Regions from separate parts of the Homo sapiens genome. Here region 2 is linked to region 1. Evidence: read pairs that join two places in POLR2A ChIA-PET (ENCODE). Cell type or tissue: OCI-LY7. All regions are shown on one strand. Links, peaks and the distances in the headings refer to the core of each region. The heading gives the core; the rest is flanking DNA.

What was found. ChIA-PET counts read pairs that join two places held together with the same protein. Peaks named below come from ENCODE experiments on the same cell type or tissue, not always from the same donor. Only the 100,000 strongest peaks of a DNase experiment are listed, where the experiment ranks them.
Region 2: POLR2A ChIA-PET joins it to region 1 with 5 read pairs; 4 of 35 experiments call an interaction of 5 or more read pairs at or near these places.

The regions. Positions count from the first base shown.
Region 1 is chr12:57,889,490-57,905,612 of GRCh38, forward strand. It overlaps LOC283387 (a long non-coding RNA gene), which reads right to left and starts at 6,993. Exons shown (of 4, transcript NR_148947.1): 1 at 4,251-6,993. LOC101927608 (a long non-coding RNA gene) reads left to right here and starts at 4,750. Exons shown (of 2, transcript NR_187681.1): 1 at 4,750-4,862; 2 at 6,163-7,343. It overlaps LOC124902948 (a long non-coding RNA gene), which reads left to right. Exons shown (of 2, transcript XR_007063336.1): 2 at 824-1,033. RefSeq lists enhancers at 137-431, 3,634-4,134, 8,943-8,992, 9,593-9,812, 9,973-10,052 and 1 more. In OCI-LY7, for the core only: no CTCF peak of the experiment used is centred there; DNase peaks (open chromatin) are centred at 7,312, 9,062 and 9,942; H3K4me3 peaks cover 3,256 bases; H3K27ac peaks cover 3,694 bases.
Region 2 is chr12:57,638,905-57,655,027 of GRCh38, forward strand. No RefSeq gene overlaps it. Among named protein-coding and RNA genes, the nearest start is that of B4GALNT1, 14 kb to the left of the region's middle. In OCI-LY7, for the core only: no CTCF peak of the experiment used is centred there; a DNase peak (open chromatin) is centred at 7,157.

The sequences.
Region 1 (16,123 bases), core at 6,887-11,886:
GAGTGTCCTGAGGCCCAGAGGGAAGCAGGGAAACAGGCTACCCTATGAGAGAACGGCTTTGCGGGAAATCTCTCCGTTCCCCTCCCTTGGCTTTAAGTGAAAAGCGAGCTCCTGTAGGTTGCAGATTCTGCAGCTGTGGTGTGGCAGCGGCTTGGGAGGCTGGGCTGGATAAGGCGGAGCCTGAAGTTGTCCATGGTCCAAGCCCTGGGCCCTGGTCGTGTCCCCAGACACAACCCCAGCCTGGGTTCTTTGAGTCTGCTTCCATTTTCACTTCTTGGCACTGCCTGTGTGAGTGGGAAGGGGACTCGGAAGGAGGTGATGTGGGAATGGGTGTGGACAAGCATAACGTCACTGTTGGTGAAATCAGTCTGAAGCCCTAACCAGATGACTTCCATCTGGGCTGAGCTGGGTCACTGTGAGGTGTGTGAGACGGGCCTGAGTGTGGCTGGGGCCAGAGATGTGGAGTACAGGGACCTGTGCCTCTGGGCATTCCCTGGAGGTGGGAAGGGACAGCTGAGAGAAGGACAGGAGAGGGTCCTGGTGAGGCAGGGGAGGCCAGAGGGAGGAAGAGTGTGGACTCACCTGGGCTGTGGGGACCTGAACTTCTTCCTAAGGCCTGAGGGAAAGAGAGACTTCCTGACAAGAAGTGCTGCCTCTTACTTCCCAAGGGACCAGAGCCAGGGCAGCGGGACCAGCTGGCAGCCAGACTGAGGGGCAGCCAATGCCACCATCTGAAGCCACTATCAGGCCACCGTCTTTTATGAGACTGTAGTCTTGTATCTACCCTACTCATGCTGTCACCTTTTCATTTGTCTTTTGACAGTCAACATGCCCGAGTGCTGTGAACGTTATGAGAGGGCCTTGTTGGGAACACGTGCTCCTGGGAATCAGCCCTTCCCTCTGTCCTGTTCCCACTCCTCCCCGACGATGCTCCTGCTCAGAACCCACTCCTCACCTCAGTGAAGCAACGCAGCGGGCACCCTGTGGACAAAGCTGGATATTGGCTCTGAATAAAAGCGAATCATGGGGAAAATCAGTGTCTCAGTAAAATGGGGTTTTCTTAGTAGAGACCAGACTGTGAAGGACCTTGCTTCATTCCATCTTTGAGGAGGATGATGATTCAGGGACATTGGCCCAAGATCAAAGTGGTATTTTTAGGTTGTATTTACTTAGCTATTTGCCGTCTACCTCCTTATTTCCAGGTAGCAACTTCCTTCTTATATCTGAGATGTTTAAGAGATGATGAAACCAGCTTGCACACACTTCTCAAAGTGTGTTTGTTCGCATCCATTATTTCACTGGGGACCGGCTATTATCCTCTCCATTTTCTTTATAAGGATATTGAAAGAGAGATTAAATAACTTGTTCAAGGCCGCATAGCTAGTTAACAGCTGAACTAGGCTTAAAACCAACGTCTGAAGGCTCCTATTCCAGTGGCAGCTGCTGTGTGCTTCTTCTGTTTTCCATCAGTTTGGAAGGGAGCATAAAGTCTACAGCCACATGGGTGGGGTCAGCAGAAAGATTGACCACCAAGCCTGAGGCAGGTGAGGCTGATCTCCTGGGCACAGCCTCTCTGCACAGGAGTTCACAGAAGTGATATGATCCAAAGTTGCTGAGGGAAAAGCCCTTATTTGTGGAATTAACGGCAGGTCTCTCTTGAGGTCAGAATGAATGTTATTGACATTATTGTTTGTATTGTGGTAAGGTATACATAATGGAAAATGTACCATTTTGGCTGGACATGGTGGCTCACGCCTGTAATCCCAGCACTTTGGGAGGCCAAGGTGGGCGCATCACCTGAGGTCAGGAGTTCGAGACCAGCCTGCCAACATGGTGAAACCTCATCTCTACTAAAAATACAAAAATTAGCCGGGCGTGGTGGTGGGTGCCTGTAGTCCCAGCTACTTGGGAGACTGAGGCAGGAGAATCACCTGAACCCAGGAAGCAGAAGTTGCAGGGAGCCGAGATGGCCCCACTACACCCCAGCCTGGGTGACAGAGCGAGACTCCGTCTCAGTAAATAAATAAATAAATAAAAATAATAAAATAAAATGTACCATTTTAACCATTTTTAAGTGTACAGTTTAGTGACATGAAGTACATTCACACTATTGTGCAACCATGATCATTTTCCATCTTTTTTATCTTCCCAAACTGAAACTCCACACCCACTAAACAATAACTCCCCTTTCTCCCCTCTCCCCAGCTCCTGGTAACCACTATTCTACTTTCTGTCTCTGGGAATTTGGCTACTCTAGGTACCTTATGTAAGGGGAAGCATACAATATTTTGTGCTTTTGTATCTGATTCATGCTGACTTATTTTTAATTAGATCACCATTTCGACTGCAGCAGGAATGCTGATCAGTGATGTGCCATGCCTATAGAGGAGTAAAGAAAAGAAAAAGGAAAGAAAGAGCAAAAAGGAAAAAGAAAACAGGAACATTTTGGGGTGGATTTCTTGACTGTCAGGGGTACCAGATGTAAGGGGGCGGTGGTGGCGGGTGGATAGGAAGAAAGTGTTACATAGAAAACAAAATGCTGTGCTTTATCATTCCAGGGGCGGGCTGGCATCTATCCTGGAGGTAGATGCCTCTGTTTTGAGGATTATGCTATGATGAACCCTGATAGGGAAGCGCTCTGGTGAGAACAATGAGACTTTCTGGGCATGCGGAAGGCAAGACAAATTGTTTTGCAAGATGAATCCCCAGGAACTTGGAATTTGGGTAGAAGGGTCTAGAAGAGAAGGGGAAGGCTGGAGAGAAGATGGTTTAAGTTGGGACTTAGGGAACAGTGAGAAGTTTTCTGAGGTGGGAGATGGTTGGTGAACTTTCAGGGTAATGTCTATTCGTAGATTCTCATTTGCTTACTGTCATTTCCTCTCTATGACCCCTAACCTTGAGTAAAAGTCTGCTGCCGTGTGAGTTGGGCGTGGCTGGGGCAATGCAGGGACGGGGCTAAGCAAAGGGTGATAAAGAGCGGGTGGGAGAGGAGAGCAGCTGTGGGAGTTGAGGTGCAGATAGAGGGTGAGAGGTGGGAAGCAGGGAATCCCAGCCAGAGGTCATCAGAGGAATCACAAACCGTCTGAGCATCTTGGCACCCAGAAGGTGGGGGGTTGTGACAAGATTTGAGAGAACTGCAAGCTTGCGGGGACACAATGATGGAGTCCCTACTCTTAGGGGAATGGGGCTGGGGTCACTGCTTGGATATGACAGGGCAGGCACGCCAGTTAGACAGCCTGAAGGAAGGAGTGGATGGATTTCTCTTCTTGGAGACCTTTGGCAACACTTGGACAAGGCACAGCCTGGGTAATGAGGAAGTCCCTGCAACACAGCTCAGTGCCTCCAAGATTTCCAGATACACAGAGAAGAGGACTGTGTTTCTCAAAACAGAGATGGAGGTAGAGCCAAAGCCAAGCCCAGAACATGTCTCGAGCTTTCAAAACACCTTCTCTTTAAAATCATCTGAAAGCAGAGATATATGGCAGTTGACTATCTCTGATGGAGACATATACCTTTATTTATTTATTCATTTATTTTTAAGACAGGTTTTCGCTCTGTCGCCCAGGCTGGAGTGCAGGGGCGCAATCTTGGCTCACTGCAACCTCTGCCTCCCAGGTTCAAGTGATTCTCCTGCTTCAGCCTCCTGAGTAGCTGGGACTATAGGATGTGCCACCATGCCTGGCTAATTTTTGTATTTTCAGTAGAGACAGGATTTCACCATGTTGGCCATGCTGGTCTTGAACTCCTGTCCTCAATTGATCTGCCTGCCTTGGCTTCCCAAAGTGCTGGCATTACAGGCATGAGCCACTGCGCCTGGCCAACATAAGCTTTTTGTACCCCCCAGACATAGCAGGAACCCAGTGAGAAGGCCGGGCTGCTCCCACCCAGAGACCCTGGAAGAGCCTGGCATGGAAAATGGGCCGTGCATCGTGTTGCCGGGAATGCTTGGTGATTCTCTGGCCAGGTCCTGGGCTGAGTGTGGGCCGGGGATGGAGCCCTGCCTGGAATCAGTGATGCATCCTGAAATCTCTGGACCAGCCTGCATGGTGACGGAGACCAGAGTGAGGCTGGCCGAGGACATTTCCCTCTGGTCCTGTCCAGCCTTGGCCCCGAGAACCAAGGCTCTAGGCTCATCTGGCTAGATAGATCCTGTTTTTGGCCCAGCCCAGCATCCCTTTGTTACTTGGGACTTGGGGAAAAAGGCCTGGCTTGGCTCACACTTGAGGAGGTTTGCCAAATGTGTTACTTACCATTAAAAAGCTTGTAAACCTGGGGTGCAGGATGCTGTGGGGGCCTGGGCTGGCTCGAGGATGTGCTGTTTAGAAGTTCCAGAAGTTCCCTGCTGGCTGGGAGGGAATAATGTCCCTGCAGAGTCAGAGGCGAGCCTGCCCTGGGCCTGGGCCAGCTTTCCCTCTCGCGGGCCTCTCTGCTCTGGGGGAGCTGTGTGTTTCCTTCTACTCAGGCAGCTTGGGAAAGACCAGAGGCCCTTTCAGGGAAGGGAGAAAAAGGGAAACAGGCCTGAAATGACTGTCGTGAAAGCCCACTTCTGAGCTTCAGCCCAGAGCACAAATGCATTTTCTTCTGTTATGAGAATGTGGAGAGTTCCAAGAGGTTGTTCAGGGGAAATACAGAGCCTCAGAGCTCTGGTACTAGGAGGACCTTAAAGACCAGTTAGGACAGCCCCCTCATTTTACTGGAAGGCTAATTTGAAACAGAATGGAATTTGGCAGGGGCTAGGATCCCTTTTTTCTTCGGAGGCTTCATTTCCTGAAAGACACAGTGTCCGTGATGAACTGATTTCACTAATTCGCTCATTGCATTTTTTAAAAACCTCAGCGGTCCAGATCTGGCTTCTTTTGAAGGTAACAGAGTTTGTGGCTTCCAGGGTGTTTTCAGTTTGGGGCCATAATTTCTGTTTGTTCATTAAAAATATTTGTTCACCATAGGCTTACTGCCAGGTCTTCCTATGCACAGCATCAGGCTGTGCTTGTGAATGGCTGAGGGAAGCTGGAAATAGGCGAAATCAGGAAAATACTGGAATAAGGCAGGGGCTGATGTGGTCTAGGAGGGTTAGAAGGTGGAGGCTGGCAAACTTGTGATTAAGGGTGGTGTTTGGGCACCCTCAATGAGGAGGCCTCATAGCTATGGAAGAGACCAAGAGAACCTGGGTAGACATCTGTGCAGGGCCTAGGGACTCAGGACCCCCTGTGGATGCAGCTGAGCTGCACCTGAGAGGTCTCTGAGGTGGACAGGCCCCTGGTGGCACAGGAAGCTTCAGAAAGAGGAGACTTGCATTGGGGCAACCAGGCATATCAGAAAAAGATCTTAAAAAAAAAAAGAGAGAGAGAGAGACAGAAAGCAGGTGGGACAGAGTGAAGTGGGGCCTGAATTAATTATAAATGGTGGTGGCTATATCCTTTTTTGGGAGGGGCCCAGGAGGCTGCCAACTTTGATCTCATTTTCTGGACAGGCCTTTAGGTTACCTCTTCTATCCACCACCCAATCACCAGAGAGTTAGTGCCTTCTGACAGAAGCAGCTCTTGGCAGAACACACGAGACATAAGCAGCTGGGGCTGGGGACAACACCTGCTAGGGGTGGGCTGGGAAGGAGACAGACATATGCTGGTGCAGGAGAGGAAAGTGTATCATAGCCTCCTGTCCTGGGAGGCAGAGTGGAAGGGCATGCGGCAGGGTTCAGGGAGGGGCCATCTCTGTCTTATTCATGTGGTAGCCCCGGCGCCTAGCTCAGTGCCAGGCACACCCTAAATAACAAAATCACTAAATAACGGAATGAGTGAATTTAGCTTATGCCTGAACACACAGAGTGTCATCCTCTTGAATCCTTATGTTAACCTATATTTTTCTTCTCCAGGATTTATGGAATAATCAGGAATCTGCCTACTGTGAGCTTTCCCCTTTAGAAAGGTTTTCTCATTGCTGGTGTGACAGAGTGCACTGAAGCTCTGTTTCTCCAGTGATCTCAGCATAAAGACCCTCCATCTGACAGGCAAAGGACGGGTGGGAGGAGGGCCAGGAGGACCTCTCAGGGCCCAGCTGGCTGTGCAGGATGCAGAGGGTGGGCTGGTACAGAGGCTAAGAGCAGAGGTCAGGGTGAGAGGAGGCATTAGCAGCTTTGTTAATTGCATCATGTCTTTCCTCCAGGTGACAACACTAGGCCTATGCCTCATCCCCAGCAGGTGACCAATGGAGGAAAATAAAATAGAACTTCAACATGCTCTCTGACGAACTTGAACCCCTGGTACTGGTTGCTCTGAGAAGCCATGGGTTTCCTTCCTTGGACAATTTCAGAGCCCATCATTATGGTTTATGGAAAGGAAGTGGCACTGAGAGAGACCCTTGCTTCTCCTGGCAGCTCTTCTCCCTTGAGAAAGCTCCTCAACTTCTCCTGAGCTTAGTTTCAGAAGTGATTGTTCATCCTCTCCCACTGGGAGTCCTGGGATGGGCTCCGTATATTTTACTCCAGCCACAGGCGGATGAGTGAGATGACCTTTTCAGGTCACTCAGGAGATCCTCCAGTTTCTCAGGATAATCTAAGCATCTCCCTTTCCTTTAGAAGCTGTCAGAGCTAACTCAGCGTGGGTGTGGGCTCTTTGCAGCTACACCACCTCCCCTCCAATATTTAGAAGTTCTTTGCTGGTTCTTAGGGTCTCCTAATCACAGGTCTTTTTTTCTGGGCTCTGCCTGAAAGGCCACATCCGTTTTTTCCCTGAAAGCTAGCTAGGTCCTCTGGGCTAAACACCACCGCCCCTCAGCTCTAGAAATGGCTGATTTTCATGACGCCCTTTGCCAACCAGATTATTTCTTAAATTGCTCTCCCCCCTGCTGGGTGTTCTGGGACACAGACGCCAGTGTGTGGGGTCCCCGGCTTTCCTTTCTCCCAGAGCAGCTGGAGGAGAGCCTCAGTTTCTCCACCGCACACCCTGGCCTGAGGGTAGCAGCCGACCCAGTCGGGGGAGTGGGCCTCCTGCGCCCTCGGAGGCACAGGACCGCGGGGCCCCACCGAGGACCCCCTGAACGGCAGCCCGCCGCGAGGCAGCGTGGGGACCAAACTGCCGCGCCCCAGAGCCCGCCGCCGCCTGTCCCCGCGTCTGAGGTCCGCAAGGAAGAGCTGCGGGAATGCACGCCCGGGGAAGAGGCTTTGTGAACCGAGGCTCGGCGCGCCCCCCACCCGCGCCCCTCATGGGCAGCCGGGCCCAGCCCGCCGCCCGGGCCCCTCTGGGAAGGGCTTGGAGGCGACGCGGGGGGTCGGGGGAGGAGGGAGCGTTCCTGCAAATCACATGATTTTCCCGCTTATATAAATCACAGCTTGTTTTTCTCAACCAGCTGCAGACTTAAAGGTGCAGTGTCTTCTTTCTCTCCCAAGGGCAGAGGTTCCCCAGGGTGCTTTTGACGACCCCTGAGCTGGGGTGGGGTGGTTTCACCAAGCAGGGGTCAGGGTTCAGGGTTCAGGAACCCCCCACCCCATCCCCCATCCCCGGGATGTTTCCTTTTAGCTCGGGACCAGGGAGGGGCATGGAAATCCGGTCGCCAAATCAGCAGGCAGAGCCGAGCTGGGGCGGCCTCCAGCGCCTCGCCTCGGTCAGCGATCACTCTGGAGACCAGCGATCCCCGTGGGGGACCCTGAGCTGAGGGGTTACAATGAAACTGGCCGGTGGCAGATTTGCGGTGGCCAAGAGCAGACTTCTAAGGGTGATGCTTACTGTTCTGACCAGCCCTGGTTATTTGTTTGAGGCTAAGTTATGTGAGAAGAAAAACGAGCTCAACACATATATCCAGCACCTATCATCTACCTATTAGGCACTGTAGGGAGAAACCAAGACCTTTTAGACAGTCGTCACCTTCAAGTGGTTTATAGGATTTAGGTGATGAGATATGTAGATATAGACATAGAGGCAGACACGAGATATAGAGATTAAATAGCACTAGTCAGTTTCAATGCCTGTTCCAGGCTAAACAGAAGAGCGTTACAAGGCTGTGCATAATTACTTGCTTGATCAACAGCACAGATAATGAGTCCTTCAGGCCTTGGGAAGAGGGCTCTGGAGGCCCTGACTGAGAGGTGGGCCAGAGGCAAGGCAGGAGGGGGACAGGCAGCTGGGGGAGGATGGACGGCATGTGTCAGGAGGGGAGAAAGGAGCATGATGTTGGAGTAATCCCTTTGCTAAACTGAGGAACTGGAGAGAGGAGGAGTGGGGGATGAGGGTGGGAAGCCGTAGGGGGGCCAGGTGCAGGTGGCCTTGAGTGCAGGGCTGAGTGTGGACTTGATCTGGTGAAGGCAGTGGGCGAGCCTGCAGAGGTGGGAGGGCAGGTGAATGGTATGATGAAGGGGGTGTTTTTAAGGACCAGAAGTCTGGCAGCAGTGCGCAGAATAAACTCGAAGCATTGATGGAGACCCGTTGGAGGCTTCTGCAAGGAACCAGGCTGACGTAAGGTCACAGTGCTGGGGTGTTAAGAGAAAAGGTGAAAATGAACAGCGAGAAATAAGAGATTTTGAAGAAAGAATGGAGATAATTGATTGTGTATACAGCAAAGGGGAGAAATCACCAGAGGTGATGTTGATTTTGAGCATGGATGGCAGGGAGAAGATGGCAGCCCTGCAGCCCTTAGGTGGAGGGGGGGGTGCGCCAGTGGCCAGGGGAGGAGCTCCTTTTGGAGATGGCGTTTGTGAAGACAATGGGCTCTTAACTGGGAAATGTCCAGTGGGCTGGAAGTCAGAGGAAATAACTCAAGGGATGAAAGAGATCTTGCAGATCTTACAGGGAGATCACAGAAAGGGAGAAAGAGAAGTAGGGCCAGGGGACACCCACGTTTAGGAGTAGGAGCCGCTGGCAAGGCTGTGGAAGGAATATTCACACCCCAAGGACAGACCAACCTGGGCACGAAGTGTCTCTGCCTGACCTTGGCCAAGTTGTTTATTCTGTCTGCACCTCAGTTTTCTCATCTATAAAATGGCACTAACAGCACTTGCATTACTTTCTGTGAGGACGATGTGAAATGTCTGAAGCATCTCACACACTGCACAGTGTCTGGTGCAGGGCAAGCACCAGCTGTTCTTCCTTTCCACACTTCCCTTCCTGCCACACCCTCTATGTCCTTTCATGGCAGCCACCTGAACACAGTTTCTCTCCTTTTAAATTGTTGTTGTTTTTCTTCTTACCCCTCCTCCTCTTCATCTCCTTCTTCTTTTTCTAGAAGAAACACACGGTCTTGTTTGCATGACCAATTATTTGAACTGGAAATACCCTCCATTATGAAGGAAGGAAATAATAAATTTTTTTCCTAAGGGCCTCTTAGCTGAAGCTGGCTATTACCTCACTGGATCCTTCCAGCAGCCCTGCAGGGTTTGGGAAGGCAGGTATTATCAGGCCTTTTTCCCCCCTACAGCTGAAGAAATGGAAGAATGGTTGTAAAAAGTTTTATTATTCTGTTGAGAACCACATGTCTAATCAGTACTCTCTAGCTCAGAGCTTTCTAAACTTCTATTTGTAGCCCTTTATTTTTGGAAATAATTTTACTCGGTAGTCAAATAAAATAGATATAGGCAACCCAGTTCTGGTTTCAGTGCAGTGGGGAGGTTCTGAGTCACGACTGCTTGGCTGTGCTCCCACTCCCAGCCCCAGGCCAGGCTGAGAAGTGGGGCTTTCCTTGTGGGGTAACCCAGCACCCAGAGCCTCTCCCTCTACACTAAGCTTCATTCTTTTCCTTTTCAGCCACAAACTTCCTGACTGTGAAAGCCAGGCCCCAGCCCAAGAAGGCTTCACAGACCCCTAGGTGTGCCCTCTGTGTGAGCCAAGTGTTGACCCTGGCGATGATGCCAACAGCCCGACTCTGCCCAGCTTTCAGCCGCATGAGTGTGAACCAGCTGAGCGGCACCAGCTCAGGGCAAGGCAGAAGGCCAGGTGCACTGTCTCTAGGCAGGCAGGATGAACAGCAGCACCTGATGTCACAGCGGCCGGGGAACCACCCTGGTTGGGGCATGCTAACCCACCCTGCTAATATGCTTTGGGTCCTAATTTCCTTTTTGAATGAGTTTCTTAAAAAAAACAACTTGTTAGGTGAAAAGACAGTTTGTGGTTTTTAGAATGATGATTTGAGTAAGGCAAGTATTGGTAAAATGCTCTGCAGATAGTTATCGCATACGCTAATGCTTACATAAGATAAACTCCTGGCAATGGAATTAGATGAAAGTATATATACATTAAGTTTTAAAATATACACTATTTAAGGCAGATGAATAGACATAAAAAATAAAAGCAGCTTAAAAAAATAACACTGTTAACACAAGCAGAATGCTGCTTTATACAACCTTGATCTTGCCATCCCTTCCCTTCTACCTAGAGGACACCAGGATCCAGAATTTGGTGTTTATCATTCCTATACAGTGCTTTTAATGTTTTAACATTTTACGTAAATTATATTTTACTGCATGTATTCTTCTGAAACTTGCATCTTTTATTATTGTGATTCAGGGTGTTGTTCTGTTGCCCATGCTGGGTAGTGGTGTGATCATGGCTCACCATAACCTCTAACTCCTGGGCTCGAACTGCTACCTCAGCCTCCCGAGTAGGTAGGACTACAGGCTTGTGCCACCATGCCTGGCTAATGAAAACAATTTTTTTTTTTTTTTGGATACAGAGTCTCACTGTGTTGCCCAGGCTGGAGTGTAGTGGCGTGATCTCGGCTCACTACAACCTTTGCTGCCCAGGTTCAAGTGATTCTCCTGCCTCAGCCTCCTGAGTAGCTGGGATTACAGGTGCCTGCCACCGTGCCTGGCTAATTTTAATTTTTTGGTGGTTTTTAGTAGAGACAGGGTTTCATCATCTTGGCCAAGCTGGTCTTGAACTCCTGACCTCGTGATCCACCCACCTTGGCCTCCCAAAGTGCTGGGATTACAGGCGTGAGCCACTGTGCCTGGCGAAAACACATTTTTTGTGGCAACTGAGTCTCATTATGTTGCGCAGGCTGGTCTTGAACTTCGGGCCTCAAGCAATCCTCCTGCCTCAGCCTCCCGGGTAGCTGGGATTACAGGCATGCGCCACTGTGCCTGGCTGAAACTTGCATCGTCTTTTCCTCAGTATTATATTTCTGAGATTCTTCCATGTTGATACCTTTTTAAAGGAAATTTATTTTCACTGTATAACTTCAAATTGTATGAATATACTATAATTATGTATCCATTTTCTGGTTAATGGACATTAAAGTTGTACAGTGTTTTTTTCCTGTTACAAACAGTGCTTCTATGAACATTCTTGTACACATCATCTCTTGATTGTGTATGTGTGGGGGTTTCTCTAGGACATTTGCTTAGGAGTGGAATTACTGACTGGTTCATAGATTATGAGAATCTTCAATGAGATTGGAAGTATTCTCCAGGCCGGGTGCGGTGGCTCACACCTGTAATCCCAGCACTTTGGGAGGCTGAGGTGGGCAGATCACATGAGGATCAGGAGTTCGAGACAAGCCTGCCCAACATGGTGAAACCCTGTCTCTACTAAAAAAATACAAAAATTGGCTGGGCGCAGTGGTTCACGCCTGTAATCCCAGCACTTTGGGAGGCCGAGGCGGGCAGATCACGAGGTCAGGAGATTGACACCATCCTGGCTAACACGGTGAAACCCCTTCTCTACTAAAAATACAAAAAAATTAGCCGGGCGTGGTGGCGGGTGCCTGTACTCCCAGCTACTCGGGAGGCTGAGGCAGGAGAATGGCAAGAACCCGGGAGGCAGAGCTCGCAGTGAGCCGAGATCATGCCACTGCACTCTGGCCTGGGCGACAGAGCGAGACTCCATCTCAAAAAAAAAAAAAAAAAAAAAAAATGAGCTGGATGTGGCAGTGTGAGCCCGTAATCCCAGCTACCAGCTACTCCAGAGGCTGAAGCAGGAGAATTGCTTGAACCCAGGAGATGGAGGTGCAGTGAGCCGAGACTGCACCACTGCCCTCCAGCCTGGGTGACAGAGTGAGACTCTCTCAAAAAAAGAAAAAAAAAAAAGGAAAAAAAAAAAAAGTCTTTCCAAAGTGGTTATTGTAATTTACACTCTTATCCACAGTCAGTTACTCCACCTCCTCACCATCACTTGCTGTTGTCAAACTTTTAATTTTTGTGGAATTGATTGGTGTGAAATGCTTTCTTGTTGTGGTTTACATTTCTCTGATTACTAGTGAGGTTAGGCATCTTTTCACATATTTTATTTTTTTGCTATACGTATCTCTTCTTATGATAATTACCTTTGCCCATTTTCTTCTTTTGGAGTGCTTGTCCTTTCCATATTGATTATAGAATTCCATTAAATATTATGCTTACTAGTCTGTTATCAGTTAAATGTTTTGCAAATATCTTTCCCATCTGTTGATTCTTTTCACTTTTTTTTTTCTTGAGACGGGGTCTCAGTCTGCTGCCCAGGCTGTAGCACAATGGTGCGATCACAGCTCAGTGCAGCCTCGAACTCTTGGGCTCAGGTGATCCTCCTGCCTTGAGCTGGGAATACAGGCATACACCACCATGCTTGGCTATCTTTTCACTTTTAAAACGAGTGGACTTTTGATGAACAGAAGTTGATGTAATATAGTTGAGTTTTGTATTTAAATTTTTTATATTGTTAATTGCTCAGCTTGTACTTCTGTCAATAGTGTATAAGAGTGCCTGGTTTTCCACACTGCTGCCAACACTGGGCCTGAATGATTTTAATTTTTGTTAATCTGATAGGTGAAAATGGTGTCTCACTGTTTTGATCTGTCTTAATTATGGGTAAGCTTGAGCATATTTTCACAGGCTACTGGCCTTTTACATTTCTTTTTCTGTTTTCTTCATTTTTCTATTGAGTAGTTTGCTTTTTCCTAATTGATTTGTGAAGGCTTTCTGAATAGTAAAGAAATATACCCTGTTTCTGCTGTGTGTGTGGCTACATGCTGCATGTGTATCTCCTCACTGCAAGCCATTGATGATGGAACTAGAAAAACCTGAGCCTCTGTACCACATTTGCCCTCTTTAGCCCTTGAACACTAGCTGTGTTGCACAAGAATGTAAAAAGCTGCAATTGGAGGCTTTGTGGAAGTGGCAGGAGGAGCAATGTAGTTCTGTGTAAGTAGGAGCAATAGGGTAGGGAGTGTGTACACTGTGGAAGCCCATCTTCTATTAAAGGGTAAAACAAACAGAGACGGGAGAGAAAGTTTGAGTTGGAGCAATAGGAATGTGGCCTGCATTCTCATTTCTTAAGTGAAACGTTACTAATGCCCTGGTGAGGAATTCTGAAGTGCCTTGTGTAGCTTGGCTGCCCTTGGCTGGTGGTGAGAGTGGTGGAATGGAATAGTTCTGAGGGTCTGGCCTGTACCAGGCATGCAGCCCTGATGGAGGCTCAAGAAAGCTGACTTGCTCCAGGTCACAGGGCTGTCAGTGGCCAAGCTTGGATTCAACTCTGGGACTAGCTCGCTCTTCAGCCCTGTTGTCTGCAGCATACTAATGGTTCTACCATGATTAGTCTCAATTAGGGGAAGGCTTGGCTTTTATAAGGAGATTTGTCAGGAAAGCCTCATAACAAAAGAGTCAAATTAGAACATATTTTAAATAGATTGCCATCTCAACAGTGAAATTTCATATTTCTATGTTTTAATGTCAATAATTGGCTTAAATAGTCCCTCTTGGAGAACACAGGTAAATTAACAGTAATTATAATTGGGCTCTATTGAAAAAGAGCAATAGACTTAATAGTCCTGTTCATGCCTGAAAGAATGTTCAATGGAGAAACCAGCCAAGATTCCATTTTTCCCTGTCTTGCATTCAGTACAATTTGGATGACATTAAGCTTTCTCTTCACTCATTTACTCATCCAACAACTGCTTACCACATTCACATTCTGTGCCATTTTGTTAAGAGCTGAAAGAGTGGTGAACAGACCTAGGGCCTGCCCTCACAGAGCCTACAGTCTAGTGAGAGGGATAATCAATAAACAAGTAAACAAACAAAAAACAGCTGTTGTAAGTGCTGTGAGGGACATACACACGTGCTGCGACAGAGAATAATATGGGATTGACTTTAGTGGGCAGGTCAGGGAAGGTCACACACATTCTGTGGGTGATTGGGTACTAACATTTATTTTGGAGTTAAAAATACCTCCTACAGGTCTTTTGCTGCAGTGATGCCAGCGGGAGCATCAGGAGCTTGGGCTCAGAGCAGGACGCCTCGGATTGTTTTAAGAAAATGGCAGACGAACTGGGCATGGAGGAAATCGCTAGCTTTCATAAGGCCAAGCTAAGGAAAATGGGGATGCAGAACACCCTGCCAACCAACCCAAGAGACTGCTGAGCAGGAGAAGCGGTGTGAGACTTCCTAAGAGCCTGGAGGATTCCCGACCCCATCATCTTCCAGACTCCAGCTGCCATGTGGAAGAAGCTGATTATAGCAGGGTTTTTTTTTTTTTGCCATGCCATGAGGTGTGTTTTATTTTCAATAATCATACAATAATTTTCTATAATGGAAAATCATACAAATAATTTTCTATAATGAAAATAATACAAATAATTTTCTGTAATGAAAATTAATACAAATAATTTTGTATTAATCATACAAATAATTTTCATTAAAGAACATTATTTGCACGATTACTGAAAATAAAAAACACCTCATGACATGGCCAAAAAAACCCCCAAAAATCTTCCTATAATCAGCTTTGATATAAACAGTTTTCTTTTAACTGAGGAGAAAGCACCAGTATACAAAGAAGAAAAGCAGGGTGTGCACTTTTTTTCTTCTGGGGTCTACAAAATAAAAATAGCCATGAGGCTCCCTGGATAGTTTTTCTTGCTGATTGCAAACACCAGATACCCCGAGTGCAGTCTTTTCATGCAATCTGGATGTGCATCCTGGTTTTTCACGGAAATTTCTTCCTTGGGGTAAAAGATGACCACCCATATTTAATGGGAGGGCCCAAAAGCATTTAAGGGGAATATAAATTCCAGAGGTCTATCCAGAACTAACATGAAAAGCTCCTCTCTTGAATTTGCTGCCCATCAAGGCAAAGCATCTTCCTTGAAGCAGGTTTGAAGGATTTGCTTCCTCATCTCGCCTCCTCTTTTCGCACCTGCCAGTCCACAAGGGCTTGGGTGACAGCACCTGGCCTACACACTTTTCTAGGCACAGCAAAACTGTCCCCTACACGGATTTTCTTTAGTTCACAAACACATCTCCTCTCATTTTGGTTGTTTGAGCCACGGTGAGAATGCTGGGCTTTCAGGAATATAATTTGATGATGAAGGGATTCACCCTCTCTGCCCAGGACTTTTTTTTTTTTTTTTTTTTTTAAGATGAAGTCTTGCTTTGTCGCCCAGGCTGGAGTGCAGTGGCACCATCTTGGCTCACTGCAAACTCCGCCTCCCCGGTTCAAGCGATTCTCCTGCCTCAGCCTCCTGAGTAGCTGGGATTACAGGCGCCCACCACCACGCCCAGCTAATTTGTTTTGTATTTTTAGTAGAGATGGGGTTTCACCATGTTGACCAGGCTGGTTTGGAACTCCTGACCTCAAGTGATCCACCCGCCTTGGCCTTCCAAAGTGTTGAGATTACAGGCGTGAGCCACCGCGCCCGGCCTGTCCAGGACTTTTTGAAGGGGTTTTGTTTGTTTTGCTTTTAGGTATGTCTATTTGTTATTTTCTTAATAAAAACACCACTAGCGGCCAGGTGCGGTGGCTAACGCCTGCACTCCAGCCTGGGTGACAGAGACCCTGTCACGAAAAAAAAAAAAAATCTAAAGAAAGCCTCTCTTTCTAGCCAATGTTTAAAAGCTCTCAGTGTTGCTCCTCTCTCTTCCTACATTTCCTCTTCCTAAGCAAAGTAACATAAAAACTCTAGACAATTGGCAGGTATTTGTGTGTTCACCTGTGGGAGAGAGTTCACTTTTCAGGGAGCGGGAATAAAGGAAAACGATTGTCGAGTGCACGTGATTTAAATTAAGTCCTGGCCTCCATCAAAGTGGTGTTGGGAACCATCTGGTGGCCAGAAAGGTTTTAACACAGGCCAGGGCTCCCTGCTGTCCTCTCGTGGCAAGAGGTGGTATGACGCCCTAGGTAGGAATCCTTGCCCTGCGTTGTTCAGGATTACAGAAAAGATACAG
Region 2 (16,123 bases), core at 4,484-9,483, 250 kb before region 1:
TTTCTCAAGTGTGCACGTGATTGACACAAGGAACGCTAGCTCAGAGGGAGTTCAGAAAATGCAGTTTTTCATACTCCAGCAGAGTCAGATTCATTAGGAAAAGATTGTAATGGGTGCTAAATTTGCCAGTCCACTTTGGAGTTGTAGGTTTCCCTCTCTCCCCACTGCATGCCTTCATGTTAAGTGGTGCCAAGCCTGTCTCCACAGCCTAGAATTTACATTTGACAGGCAGGGGGATTACATTTAAAAAAAGAAATCCAGGCCAGGCGCGGTGGCTCACGCTTGTAATCCCAGCACTTTGGGAGGCTGAGGCGGGCGGATCACGAGGTCAGGAGATCGAGACCACAGTGAAACCCCATCTCTACTAAAAATACAAAAAAATTAGCCAGGCGTGGTGGCGGGCACCTGTAGTCCCAGCTACTCAGAGAGGCTAAGGCAGGAGAATGGCGTGAACCCGGGAGGCGGAGGTTGCAGTGAGCCAAGATTGCGCCACTGCACTCCAGGCTGGGCGACAGAGCGAGACTCCATCTCAAAACAAACAAACAAACAAAAAATCCAGACAGTATGTTGCTTGATCCTACCCCCAGCCAGCTGTAGGCAAAGTCCAATTCTGCATGGCAGCCTAGAGGGCTGGGGACAGGGCTGGGCTAGCCTTGTCCTCTCTGCTCTTCTCAATCACTCTAGGCAAGTGGCTCTGGATGGATGGATGGAGCCCGGCTAGCAGTCACAACGTTATACAACCCCCTGTCATGCATCAGAACATCCAGTGAGTTTTCCAAAAGACCTGGGTTCCTGGCAGGTGCTGTTTCTTGTCGTGTAGCCCAGCAGACCTGTGACTTAAGCCCCCAGCTGTTATCTTTCCCTTAACAATTCAAAGGATGCTTATTTTGTTTATTGAACATGGCTTGTCTTTTTAATACATATTTGGGATATATTATCTGTCATTTTAATTTGATCTGTTTGGAGTGAAGGAAGGATTTTCCCTTGAATTTACTCAACCATTTTTGATGGAAGTGACCCTACAAATTGTCTACTTATAAACTTTTTTTTTAAACAGGAAAGAAATTATACTATACACGTGGAACCCCATACTGCTTTTTTACATGACACATATATCTTGGAGGTCTCTTTATAAAAGCACATGAAAATGTCTCATTTAAAATTTTGCATATTACTACATCAAATGAATATATTAATTAACACTTCCTTTTCATGACAAACAGTGCTGCAATAAACATACTTGGTGAACTGTTATAAATATGCCTGATCTATTTAAACTGAATGCCAATTATTATGTCATTGTTCTTTAATTTAGATTTTTTGCTTAGATTACAGCAAAGACCAAGTTCAAAGATGTCAATCAGAAGAGGCAACCAAGAAAACTGTGAGCCAGTTAATGCTTGCCATACACACATTTATTTGCACTCAACAAGTTAATAAAAATCAGTGTATTGCTCAATTAGCTGGCGATGAGAACTAACAAAAGGGAAGCCCCATGCTACTTTAGTGCCAGGATTTGGTCAGCTTTTCTTGGCTGTTTTCATCAAAGTATTCTTTTGCTCATGGATTTTGTTTACCCTAACCAGCACGAGGGAGTCGTAAAGACCTCACGACTTACATGAAATTGTCCAGTTACTCCAGAGAGACGCAGGGACAGTAGTGCTCTTGTCCTCCAGTGTTTGGTGGCAGGCTGGGATTTTTATGCTCGCTTGGGCTTTGGGTGTTTCAGACATGGCTTACATTCTATTGGTTCAATATTATATGATACTTCTGTGAAAGGAAAATAAGTCTTGGGCCCCCCCAAATCACTAAGTTAAAGGACAAAGTCAAGCTGGGAACTGCATAGGGCAAGGCTGCCTCCCATTCTATTCAAAGTCACCCCTCTGCTCACTGAGATAAATGTATATCTGATTGCCTCCTTTTGAGAGGCTAATCAGAAATTCAAAGGAATACAACCATTTGCTTCTTATCTACCTATGACCTGGAAGCTCCCTCCCCGCTTTGAATTGTCCAGCCTTTCCAGACTGAGCTAATGTTCATCTTACATATGTTGATTGATGTCTCATGTCTCCCTAAAATGCATAAAAACCAAACTGCTCTGACCACCTTGGGGACATGTCATCAGGACTTCCTAAGGCTGTGCCACAAGCATGTGTCCTCAACCTTGGCAAAATAAACTTTCAAAATTAACTGAGACCTGTTTCAGATTTTTGGGGTTCACATTTTGGTAACCATGGGGGGATTCTGAGTGGAGATGCCCCTGACCTTTGACAAATCTATCAGTGCTTGGGACCAGCATGAGCTAACTTCATGGCTCAAACCAATAGGACAATTTGCTGAGGCCTAAGAGCACCCCCTCCAGAAAATCCCTGATCTCCCCAAATTTGGTTGAAATCTAAAGTTTATTTTGCTGTGCAACTCCTCTTATTTTTTGGAGTTTTACTGCTTCCAATAAGGAAGGCAAGATTTCCTGTTTCCATGATGATGGAAGGCAGGTAACTCCTTTATAGAGTTTCAGCTCGCTTCCAACAGGGAAGGTGAGTTTTTTTTCAGGCTTCTAAAGTGGTAGAGAGCAGTCTACAGCCTGAGACCCATCCCTAGGTAAGTAACTGAATTGAGGATTGTCGTGGCTAAAGTGAAAATTAACAACCAGCTGGTCTTAATTTCTCCTTACCATTAGAGCACTAAGTGATCACATAAGTTTACCTATTTTTGTTGTTGTTGTTGTTTGTTTGTTTCTGTTTTTGTTGTTGTTTCGGTCTTTTTCCCATTGGGTTTGGTCAACTCTATCCAACTTGATCAAATACAAAGGAAGTTCCAAATTATGGGGAACAAGTCCTCTGAACTGCCTAAATTCCCCCACACACAAAAAAGGTGGTGTGGTGGGGGCAAAAAATGGCCAGCAAAAGAAAAAAAAGGAGGAAAGATTTTTTATTTTGACTACAAAAGGGGCTTTATTTACATAACAAGGCCACCTTTTGCTAGCCAGGCCAAAGTGAAAGCAATGACTGTTACCCCGTGCTACAGTTTGATAGCTAAGGTTCTACTTTCTTTTTTCCACCATGACAGCCTGGGTTTTTGTTCCTAAATCAAGCCCTTTCTGGTTTGATACTTGGTACTTCTGAAATAGCAGCAATTTGTCCTAGCTGAAATATGATAATGATACAGGAGGTAGAAAGAAATTATTTAGGCAGATAGTGAGGGCAAAAGAGTCCTCGGCAGAGCTTCCCCTCTAACAGTAAGCAGTCCCCCAAAATCATTTTTTTTCCCTAAAACAGAGAAGCCTGAAAAATCGAGCTGCAAACATAGATAAGCAAGCTGGAAGCTTGCACGGGGGAATGCTGGCAGCTGTGTCAATAGAAAAGGGCTACCTGGGGACCAAGCATGTCCAACATGGAGGCTCCATCTTCCCTTTTTTGTTAGGATGTGTACAGTAAGAAAGAAATGGGTAACATGGCACAGCTCAGGCGGATAACCCATCTGCATAATAAAATTTTAGGAGGCTGGGCATGGTAGCTCACACCTGTAATCCCAGCACTTTGGGAGGCTGAAGTAGGAGGATCACTCGAGTGCAGGAGTTTGAGACAAGCCTGGGCAACATGGCAAAACCTGTGTCCACTAAAAATGCGAAAAATGAGCCAGGCATGGTGGTGCATGCCTGTAGTCCCAGCTACTCAACAGGCTGAGGAGGGAGGATCACCTGAGCCCAGGAAGTCGAAGCTGCAGTGAGCCGAGATTGCACCTAGTTAACCAGAGTGAGACCTAGTCTCAAAAAAATAAAATAAAATAAAGATTAGGATGGAGGCTACCAGAGATTCATGCCCTATGCAAATGGCACATCTGGTCCTAACCAGTTTTTTGCACTCTATGTAAATCAGACACCGCCTCCCCATCAGCTCATCTATAAAACTCCCTGCATTTCACTGTGGATCCAGCAATCCATTTTTCCAGGACCCCTTTCTGTAGCAGAGAGCTATTCACTTTCTTTTGCCAATTAAACGTCCATTCTCTTTTTTTTTTTTTTGAGACGGAGTCCCTGTCTGTCGCCCAGGCTGGAGTGCAGTGGCGCAATCTTGGCTCACTGCAACCTCCGCCTCTTGGGTTCAAGTGATTCTCCTGCCTCAGCTTCCCAAGAACCTGGGATTACAGGCACCCACCACTACACCTGGCTAATTTTTGTATTTTTAGTAGAGATGGGGTTTCACCATGTTGACCAGGCTGCTCTCGAACTCCTGATCTCAGGTGATCTGCCTGCCTTGGCCTCCCAGAGAGCCGGGATTACAGGCATAAGCCACCGCGCCGAGCGTTTTTTTTTTTTTTTTTTTTTTTTTTTTTTTTTGGAGACAGAGTTTAGCTCTTGTAGCCCAGGCTGGAGTCAATGGTGTGATCTTGGCTCACTGCAACCTCTGCCCCCTGGGTTCAAGCAATTCTCCTGCCTCAGCCTCCCAAGTAGCTGGGATTACAGGTGCCTGCCACCACACCCAGCTAATTTTTGTATTTTTAGAGGAGACAGGGTTTCACCATGTTGGCCAGGCTGGTCTCGAACTCCTGACCTCAGGTGATCCACCCACCTTGGCCTCCCAAAGTGCTGGGATTACAGGCATGAGCCACCACGCCTGGCCCTAAACTTCCATTCTTAACCTCACTCTTGTGTGTTCGTGTCCTTGATCTTTGTGGCTGTGAGATAATAAACCTTGGGTATCACCCCAGACAATAAGGCTGCTTCAGTAATGAGATTTAAAAAAAATTTTTGTTTTTGAGATGGAGTCTTGCTCTGTTGCCCAGGCTGGAGTGCAGTGGTGCAATCTCAGCTCACTGCAGCTTCCACCTCCCAAGTTCAAATGATTCTCTTGCCTCAGCCTCCCAAGTAGCTGGGACTACAGGTGAGTGCTGCCATGCCTGGCTAATTTTTTGTATTTTTAGTAGAGATGGGGTTTCACCATGTTAGCCAGGATGGTCTTGATCTCCTGACCTTGTGATCTGCCAGCCTCAGCCTCCCAAAGTGCTGGGATTACAGGTGTGAGCCACCGCGCCTGGCCTAAAAAAAAAAACAAAAAAAAGAAAAAAAATTTTTTTAAAGCAGCTTAATGGTTAAAGTCAGCTTAATTAAAAGCTAACATCCAAAATGTATGTGTGTATGAGAGCGTGTGTATGTTTGTATTTAAAAGGCCTTCATGTTCGTTTTTTTTTTTTTTTTTTGAGACGGAGTTTAGCTCTTGCTGCCCAGGCTGCAGTGCAATGGCATAATCTCGGCTCACTGCAACTTCCGCCTCCTGGTTTCAAGTTATTCTCCTGCCTCAGCCTCCCAAGTAGCTGGGATTACAGGCACTCCACACCATGCCTGGCTAATTTTTTGTATTTTTAGTACAGATGGAATTTCACCATGTTGGTCAGGCTGGTCTTGAACTCCTGACCTCAGGTGATCCACCCACCTCAGCCTCCCAAAGTGCTGGGATTACAGGCATGAGCCACCACGCCCGGCCCTCTCTGTATCTTATGATGTAAATTTTGCTATTTAATTTTCACCTGGGTTATTTCCTTTAATATGCAAATTTAAGTCTGTTTTGCTAACAACTGCCTAGGGTTGTGAAGCAGGTTATCAAGAATCTGAAAGTCTAAGACAGGGGGAAAAAAAGGGTTTTTTGAATCTATAAGATGTACCTTGATAGGCATGAAATACATGCACATCTATGTATTTATGTGTTGTGTACACAATGTTTCACTACTGAAAATATATAAAAGAGCTCTAATTAATTGGCTTAAAGAAAAGTAAAAGTGCTTGAATCATATACTTTATCAAGAAAAAAGAAAAGACTAGTCAAATGCTTTTTCAAGTTTACAGAACTTAAGTAAAATCTTTAATAAATAAACTAGCTTTAAAATTATTGGTAAAATAATATTAGAAATGTCATAAGAATTGCCAGCATACATTTTTATTTGCATTTCTTAATCAAGCAATTTCATACTTATCCCTGCCAAATACTATAAGTTGTCAAAACTTGGCATAGGGCTTACAAAATTATAAACCTAGCCCAAGACAGAATAAAACTTTGCTTGTATAGTCTTTAATAAATAAGACATTGATATTGGTTTAATGAAAATAACTACATCTTGAATTATTTAATAAAATTACCATAACTTCTAATTCTGTGACTTTAGGCAGTCTAGTCCACAGGTAGTAATGAGGTTTGTTTTGGGAAAGAACTGCTATTTGTTTGAACTGCTATTAGTTTAGCTTTGTCTGAAAGCTAAACTATAAGCTAAGTTCCTCCCAAAGTCCAGGATGAGCAAGGGCAGTTTGGAGGTTAGAAGCAAGATGGAGTCAGTTAGGTTAAATCTTTTCACTGTCTCAGTTATAATTTTGCAATGGTGGTTCCATAACTTTAAACAATGACTATTGCAGTTTTCATAAATAATCTAGATAAAAAATTAGGCCAGGCATGGTGTCTCACACCTGTAATCCCAGCACTTTGGGAGGCCGAGACAGGTGGATCACTTGAGGTCAGCAATTTTAGACTAGCCTGGCCAACATGGCAAAACCCCACCTCTACTAAAAATACAAAAAAAAATTAGCCAGGTGTGGTGGCGCATGCCTGTAATTCCAGCTATTCAGGAGGCTGAGGCAGAAGAATTGCTTGAACCCAGGAGGCAGAGGTTGCAGTGAGCCAAGATCATGTCCCTACACTCCAACCTGGGTGACAGAGTGAGACACTGTCTCAAAAACAAACAAACAAAAAACAATTAAAATAAAATAATTAGGTAATTGTAATTGGATACATACTTATAGACAAACTTGTCATAATTTAGAATCTAAATTATATTAAATTACATAATAGATATTTCATTATTTGGGTATTTTCCAATAAAAATATATTTGTAAGAAAACATTCTTTTTAAAAAAGTGTGTCCTTTTAAAAAATGTGAACACTTTTCATCTAATTCAAAGCTTATTTAAAGGTCATGTGTAAAACAAGGTAAAAGGAACCATGAAATAAGAGAAATGTAAAATAAGTTATAAAAATGAAGAGTTTTTTTATTGGTAAGAAAGCTGAAAAAGAAATAATTTCATATGAGAAAGAATCTTGTATGGTAAATTTAGTCCTGGAGTAAAGTAAATAACTGGTTGTTTAAAAAAGAAGGGTGTTCAGGCCAAACCAGAAAGTCCAAGCATGTCGTGAATGGTCTAAGTCACACAGAGAGGATTTATTTTAAAAAACTTTTTTTTTTTTTTCTTTTTTGAGATGGAGTTTTGCTCTTGTTGCCTAGGCTGGAGTGCAATGGCACAATCGCAGCTCACTGCAACCTTTGCCTCCCGGTTCAAGCGATTCTCCTGTCTCAGCCTCCCGAGTAGCTGGGATTACAGGCATGCGCCACCATGCCCAGTTAATTTTGTATTTTTAGTAGAGATGGGGTTTCTCCATATTGGTCAGGCTGGTCTTGAACTGACCTCGGATGATCTGCCTGACTTTGCCTCCCAAAGTGTTGTGATTACAGGTGTGAGCCACTGCACCCAGCCTAAAAAAAAACTTTTACATGATCAAGTTATCATATTATTATTAAGTTTTGGTTTGCTGAGGGCAGGAGCCAAGATGGCTGAATAGGAACAGCTCCAGTCTACAGCTCCCAGCGTGACTGACGCAGAAGACGGGTGATTTCTGCATTTCCATCTGAGGTACTGGGTTCATCTCACTAGGGAGTGCCAGACAGTGGGTGCAGGCCAGTGGGTGCGCGAGCCAAAGCAGAGCGAGGCATTGCCTCACCTGGGAAGCGCAAGGGGTCAAGGAGTTCCCTTTCTGAGTCAAAGAAAGGGGTGACGGATGCACCTGGAAAATCGGGTCACTCCCACCCGAATATTGCGCTTTTCAGACCGGCTTAAAAAATGGCGCACCACGAGACTATATCCCACACCTGGCTCAGAGGGTCCTATGCCCACGGAATCTCGCTGATTGCTAGCACAGCAGTCTGAGATCAAACTGCAAGGCGGCAGCGAGGCTGGGGGAGGGGCGCCCGCCATTGCCCAGGCTTGCTTAGGTAAACAAAGCAGCCAGGAAGCTCGAACTGGGTGGAGCCCACCACAACTCAAGGAGGCCTGCCTGCCTCTGTAGGCTCCACCTCTGGGGGCAGGGCACAGACAAACAAAAAGACAGCAGTAACCTCTGCAGACTTAAATGTCCCTGTCTGACAGCTTTGAAGGGAGCAGTGGTTCTCCCAGCACGCAGCTGGAGATCTGAGAACCAGCAGACTGCCTTTTCAAGTGGGTCCCTGACCCTTGACACCCGAGCAGCCTAACTGGAAGGCACCCCCCAGCAGGGGCACACTGACACCTCACACGGCAGGGTATTCCAACAGACCTGCAGCTGAGGGTCCTGTCTGTTAGAAGGAAAACTAACAAACAGAAAGGACATCCACACCAAAAACCCATCTGTACATCACCATCATCAAAGACCAAAAGTAGATAAAACCACAAAGATGGGGAAAAAACAGAACAGAAAAACTGGAAGCTCTAAAAATCAGAGTGCCTCTCCTCCTCCAAAGGAACGCAGCTCCTCACCAGCAATGGAACAAACCTGGATGGAGAATGACTTTGACGAGCTGAGAGAAGAAGGCTTCAGACGATCAAATTACTCTGAGCTACGGGAGGACATTCAAACCAAAGGCAAAGAAGTTGAAAACTTTGAAAAAAATTTAGAAGAATGTATAACTAGAATAACCAATACAGAGAAGTGCTTAAAGGAGCTGATGGAGCTGAAAACCAAGGCTCGAGAACTACGTGAAGAATGCAGAAGCCTCAGGAGCCGATGCAATCAACTGGAAGAAAGGGTGTCAGCAATGGAAGATGAAATGAATGAAATGAAGCGAGAAGGGAAGTTTAGAGAAAAAAGAATAAAAAGAAATGAGGAAAGCCTCCAAGAAATATGGGACTATGTGAAAAGACCAAATCTACGTCTGATTGGTGTACCTGAAAGTGATGTGGAGAATGGAACCAAGTTGGAAAACACTCTGCAGGATATTATCCAGGAGAACTTCCCCAATCTAGCAAGGCAGGCCAACGTTCAGATTCAGGAAATACAGAGAACGCCACAAAGATACTCCTCGAGAAGAGCAACTCCAAGACACATAATTGTCAGATTCACCAAAGTTGAAATGAAGGAAAAGATGTTAAGGGCAGCCAGAGAGAAAGGTCAGGTTACCCTCAAAGGGAAGCCCATCAGACTAACAGCGGATCTCTTGGCAGAAACCCTACAAGCCAGAAGAGAGTGGGGGCCAATATTCAACATTCTTAAAGAAAAGAATTTTCAACCCAGAATTTCATATCCAGCCAAGCTAAGCTTCATAAGTGAAGGAGAAATAAAATACTTTACAGACAAGCAAATGCTGAGAGATTTTGTGACCACCAGACCTGCCCTAAAAGAGCTCCTGAAGGAAGCGCTAAACATGGAAAGGAACAACCAGTACCAGCCGCTGCAAAATCATGCCAAAATGTAAAGACCATCGAGACTAGGAAGAAACTGCATCAACTAATGAGCAAAATCACCAGCTAACATCATAATGACAGGATCAAATTCACACATAACAATATTAACTTTAAATGTAAATGGACTAAATGCTCCAATTAAAAGACACAGACTGGCAAACTGGATAAAGAGTCAAGACCCATCAGTGTACTGTATTCAGGAAACCCATCTCACGTGCAGAGACACACATAGGCTCAAAATAAAAGGATGGAGGAAGATCTACCAAGCAAATGGAAAACAAAAAAAGGCAGGGGTTGCAATCCTAGTCTCTGATAAAACAGACTTTCAACCAACAAAGATCAAAAGAGACAAAGAAGGCCATTACATAATGGTAAAGGGATCAATTCAACAAGAAGAGCTAACTATCCTAAATATATATGCACCCAATACAGGAGCACCCAGATTCATAAAGCAAGTCCTGAGTGACCTACAAAGAGACTTAGACTCCCACACAATAATAATGGGAGACTTTAACACCCCACTGTCAACATTAGACAGATCAACGAGACAGAAAGTCAACAAGGATACCCAGGAATTGAACTCAGCTCTGCACCAAGTGGACCTAATAGACATCTACAGAACTCTCCACCCCAAATCAACAGAATATACATTTTTTTCAGCACCACACCACACCTATTCCAAAATTGACCACATACTTGGAAGTAAAGCTCTCCTCAGCAAATGTAAAATAACAGAAATTATAACAAACTATCTCTCAGACCACAGTGCAATCAAACTAGAACTCAGGATTAAGAATCTCACTCAAAGCTGCTCAACTACATGGAAACTGAACAACCTGCTCCTGAATGACTACTGGGTACATAACGAAATGAAGGCAGAAATAAAGATGTTCTTTGAAACCAACGGGAACAAAGACACAACATACCAGAATCTCTGGGACACATTCAAAGCAGTGTGTAGAGGGAAATTTATAGCACTAAATGCCCACAAGAGAAAGCAGGAAAGATCCAAAATTGACACCCTAACATCACAATTAAATGAACAAGAAAAGCAAGAGCAAACACATTCAAAAGCTAGCAGAAGGCAAGAAATAACTAAAATCAGAGCAGAACTCAAGGAAATAGAGACACAAAAAACCCTTCAAAAAATCAATGAATCCAGGAGCTGGTTTTTTGAAAGGATCAACAAAATTGATAGACTGCTAGCAAGACTAATAAAGAAAAAAAGAGAGAAGAATCAAATAGACACAATAAAAAATGATAAAGGTGATATCACCACCGATCCCACAGAAATACAAACTACCATCAGAGAATACTACAAACACCTCTACGCAAATAAACTAGAAAATCTAGAAGAAATTGATAAATTCCTCGACACATACACTCTCCCAAGACTAAACCAGGAAGAAGTTGAATCTCTTAATAGACCAATAACAGGAGCTGAAATTGTGGCAATAATCAATAGCTTACCAACCAAAAAGAGTCCAGGACCAGATGGATTCACAGCCGAATTCTACCAGAGGTACAAGGAGGAACGGGTACCATTCCTTCTGAAACTATTCCAATCAATAGAAAAAGAGGGAATCCTCCCTAACTCATTTTATGAGGCCAGCATCATTCTGATACCAAAGCCGGGCAGAGACACAACAAAAAAAGAGAATTTTAGACCAATATCCTTGATGAACATTGATGCAAAAATCCTCAATAAAATACTGGCAAACCGAATCCAGCAGCACATCAAAAAGCTTATCCACCATGATCAAGTGGGCTTCATCCCTGGGATGCAAGGCTGGTTCAATATACACAAATCAATAAATGTAATCCAGCATATAAACAGAGCCAAAGACAAAAACCACATGATTATCTCAATAGATGCAGAAAAAGCCTTTGACAAAATTCAACAACCCTTCATGCTAAAAACTCTCAATAAATTAGGTATTGATGGGACGTATCTCAAAATAATAAGAGCTATCTATGACAAACCCACAGCCAATATCATACTGAATGGGCAAAAACTGGAAGCATTCCCTTTGAAAACTGGCACAAGACAGGGATGCCCTCTCTCACCACTCCTATTCAACATAGTGTTGGAAGTTCTGGCCAGGGCAATTAGGCAGGAGAAGGAAATAAAGGGTATTCAATTAGGAAAAGAGGAAGTCAAATTGTCCCTGTTTGCAGATGACATGATTGTATATCTAGAAAACCCCATTGTCTCAGCCCAAAATCTCCTTAAGCTGATAAGCAACTTCAGCAAAGTCTCAGGATACAAAATCAATGTACAAAAATCACAAGCATTCTTATACACCAACAACAGAAAAACAGAGAGCCAAATCATGAGTGAACTCCCATTCACAATTGCTTCAAAGAGAATAAAATACCTAGGAATCCAACTTACAAGGGATGTGAAGGACCTCTTCAAGGAGAACTACAAACCACTGCTCAAGGAAATAAAAGAGGATACAAACAAATGGAAGAACATTCCATGCTCATGGGTAGGAAGAATCAATATCGTGAAAATGGCCATACTGCCCAAGGTAATTTACAGATTCAATGCCATCCCCATCAAGCTACCAATGACTTTCTTCACAGAATTGGAAAAAACTACTTTAAAGTTCATATGGAACCAAAAAAGAGCCCACATCACCAAGTCAATCCTAAGCCAAAAGAACAAAGCTGGAGGCATCACACTACCTGACTTCAAACTATACTACAAGGCTACAGTAACCAAAACAGCATGGTACTGGTACCAAAACAGAGATATAGATCAATGGAACAGAACAGAGCCCTCAGAAATAATGCCGCATACCTACAACCATCTGATCTTTGACAAACCTGAGAAAAACAAGAAATGGGGAAAGGATTCCCTATTTAATAAATGGTGCTGGGAAAACTGGCTAGCCATATGTAGAAAGCTGAAACTGGATCCCTTCCTTACACCTTATACAAAAATCAATTCAAGATGGATTAAATATTTAAATTTTAGACCTAATCCCATAAAAACCCTAGAAGAAAACCTAGGCATTACCATTCAGGACATAGGCATGGGCAAGGACTTCATGTCCAAAACACAAAAAACAATGGCAACAAAAGCCAAAATTGACAAATGGGATCTAATTAAACTAAAGAGCTTCTGCACAGCAAAAGAAACTACCATCAGAGTGAACAGGCAACCTACAAAATGGGAGAAAATTTTCACAACCTACTCATCTGACAAAGGGCTAATATCCAGAATCTACAATGAACTCAAACAAATTTACAAGAAAAAAACAAACAACCCCATCAAAAAGTGGGCGAAGGACATGAACAGACACTTCTCAAAAGAAGACATTTATGCAGCCAAAAAACATATGAAAAAATGCTCATCATCACTGGCCATCAGAGAAATGCAAATCAAAACCACTATGAGATACCATCTCACACCAGTTAGAATGGCAATCATTAAAAAGTCAGGAAACAACAGGTGCTGGAGAGGATGTGGAGAAATAGGAACACTTTTACATTGTTGGTGGGACTGTAAACTAGTTCAACCATTGTGGAAGTCAGTGTGGCAATTCCTCAGGGATCTAGAACTAGAAATACCATTTGACCCAGCCATCCCATTACTGGGTATATACCCAAATGACTATAAATCATGCTGCTATAAAGACACATGCACATGTATGTTTATTGCAGCATTATTCACAATAGCAAAGACTTGGAACCAACCCAAATGTCCAACAATGATAGACTGGATTAAGAAAATGTGGCACATATACACCATGGAATACTATGCAGCCATAAAAAATGATGAGTTTATGTCCTTTGTAGGGACATGGATGAAATTGGAAATCATCATTCTCAGTAAACTATCGCAAGAACAAAAAACCAAACACCGCATATTCTCACTCATAGGTGGGAATTGAACAATGAGATCACATGGACACAGGAAGGGGAATATCACACTCTGGGGACTGTGGTGGGGTGGGGGGAGGGAGGAGGGATAGCATTGGGAGATATACCTAATGCTAGATGATGAGTTAGTGGGTGCAGTGCACCAGCATGGCACATGTATACATATGTAACTAACCTGCACAACGTGCACATGTACCCTAAAACTTAAAGTATAATAATAAAAAAAAAGTTTTGGTTTGCTTTAGAAAAAACATAAAAAATTTTAAAAATTAAGGTTATTACATCTGTGTATCTTTCTGTTTCTGCTTTTAAAATACTTGTGACACTGAGTTACAGGGCTTTGACTCCTGGGTCTAAAAAGGACACCAAGTCCTGCTAAATTTTAAACACTGACAGCAATTAAAACCCCATCTTCAGTCCCAGTTGAAGATGCCAATCAAAATAAACTGCATTCTTGAGACACAGGGCCAGAAATTAAAGTTATTCAACTCCTCAAGGCCTAGGGACTATCGTGGAAGAGGTAGACATGTGAGATTGTAAAGGCCAATTTTAAGAGATAAAATAAGTTCAGTTTCTCTATAAATTAATCATCAATGTCAAAGGTACACTAATGCAAGACCAGCATATGGGCCCCTGTGTCAGATTAACAAGGTTTTCTTGAGGTATTAACCAACTCCTGAATAAAGGTTATAAAAGGCTTATGGAAGTTATATTTTATGGTAAAGATTAAAATTTTATAGAGTGTTCATTAAATTTTGAAAAACAAATTTAATTGGCTTCATGCTGTTTTTATTAGGGCTTATTGTTTGGAAAATTAAGTCTCCTCTCTCAAAGAATGAAGGTTTTACCTTTTTCTTTTTTAAAAATCCTTGAGATATTACTTTGATTAAATGAAATTACTTATTTTACAGTGACCTGTAATGGTACTTTGTGATATCAAGTGTTTTCAACTTTTGATGTTGAACAAACTTTCCAAATCAAATTATAAATTATGGCCAGGCATGGTGGCTCACGTCTGTAATCCCAGCACTTCAGGAGGCAGAGGTGGGTGGATCACCTGAGGTCAGGAGTTCAAGACTAGCCTGGCGAACATGGCGAAACCTGGTCTCTACTAAAAATATACAAAAATTAGCTGGGCATGGTGGTGCATGCCTGTAGTCGCAGCTACTCTGGAAGCTGAGGCAACAGAATTGCTTGAACCTGCCAGGCAGAGGTTGCAGTCAGCTGAGATTGTACCACTGCACTCCAGCCTGGGAAACAGAGCAAGACTCTATCTCAAAAAAAAAATTATAAATTATATCTTTTTCTGACCTAATTAATCCTTTAAGATATTAGGTTCCCTAAAGTCCAAAAATGACATATTTTGCTTATTTGGTATAAAAATTGTACAGGAAATATTGTCAAGTATAAAATGGTGTTTGGTTTCCCTTGGGCTGTATTTGTATAAATATGTTATTAGCATGTGTCCCAAAATTATGGGAAACTCCTATAATTCTGATATAGCTTAATGTACATTTAATAATTATAATTGTTATGTTAAATTATTGTGTGCCACAGAGGTAACAAATTTCCTTGTCAGTTGTGTCTTTGGCTATGGCTGCCTTAAAACTTTTTGTCATCCATGAACAATTGTCTTGTTTTAGTCCTCTCTAGAAGGTCGTTTTATAATCAACTATAAAACTCTAACAGGTGCTTTTGAATGCAGGTTTCTGATAACTTTGATGATTGTGACATCAGAATAGAGGAAAAACTTTCAGGACTGATGGAGAGCTGAAATATTTATGAATATCAAGCAGAACAGAAATTAACTACATGGACTAAAATAACAGAAGTCTGAAGTGATCTTTTTAACTTTTTGCTAAAAACGTTGCTGATCTTTCGTTTCATTTTTCAGAGTCAAGAAAACTTTTAAGCTATCTACAGCTTTTAACAATTGAGTAAAATATACTCCTATGAACACAATTTGGAGCATATTCATTTCTTTCTTCCTTATTTCTACAGAATTTGGAAACTATTTGTGAGTATTCTTAACTTATGACAATACAGTTATTTGCATAAGTGCAATAAGAATCTGTTTTCATTTGTAACACGTCACAGTTAAAGAAACTGGTTATTTTACCAAGGCTTTGGCTGGAATGGTGTGCTTTCCTTTAAGGAATAAAACTTGTTTTATGGAGCCAATAAAAGTCCCTTGGAAATACTGGTCTCATACCTTTGTCTACACAGTCCCCATACAGGGTTTCTGACTTGTGGTAAGTAAAGAATGTCACTTTCTGACAGGCCCAGGAGCCCTAAGTTTATCTTAAACCCTCAAGAGGAGAGGAATTCACCTAACTCATAGGTATTTGATGGTACAAATCTATGGCTGGGCTTGGCTTTAAAAAAGTCTTATCTGAAATTCCTTCTATGGAACAAAGTTCCATCAAAGCCAATTTAAAAGGCTATGTAAAAAATAATTATTCTGGCTGCACTGTATACAAATAATCAGGCCAAGTATAATAAAGCAAACCAGTCCTACCATGATTTGTCTTCAGTAAAAATGGGAAACTGGAGAGAGAAAAAATATGTTTCAAAAACTACAGTAGGCCAGGTGCCATAGCTCACACCTGTAATCCCAGCACTTTGGGAGGCTGAGGAAGGGGGATCACGAGGTCAGGAGATTGAGACCATCCTGGCTAACACAGTGAAACCCCGTCTCTACTAAAAATACAAAAAATTAGCTGGGCATGGTGGTGGGCGCCTGTAGTCCCAGCTACT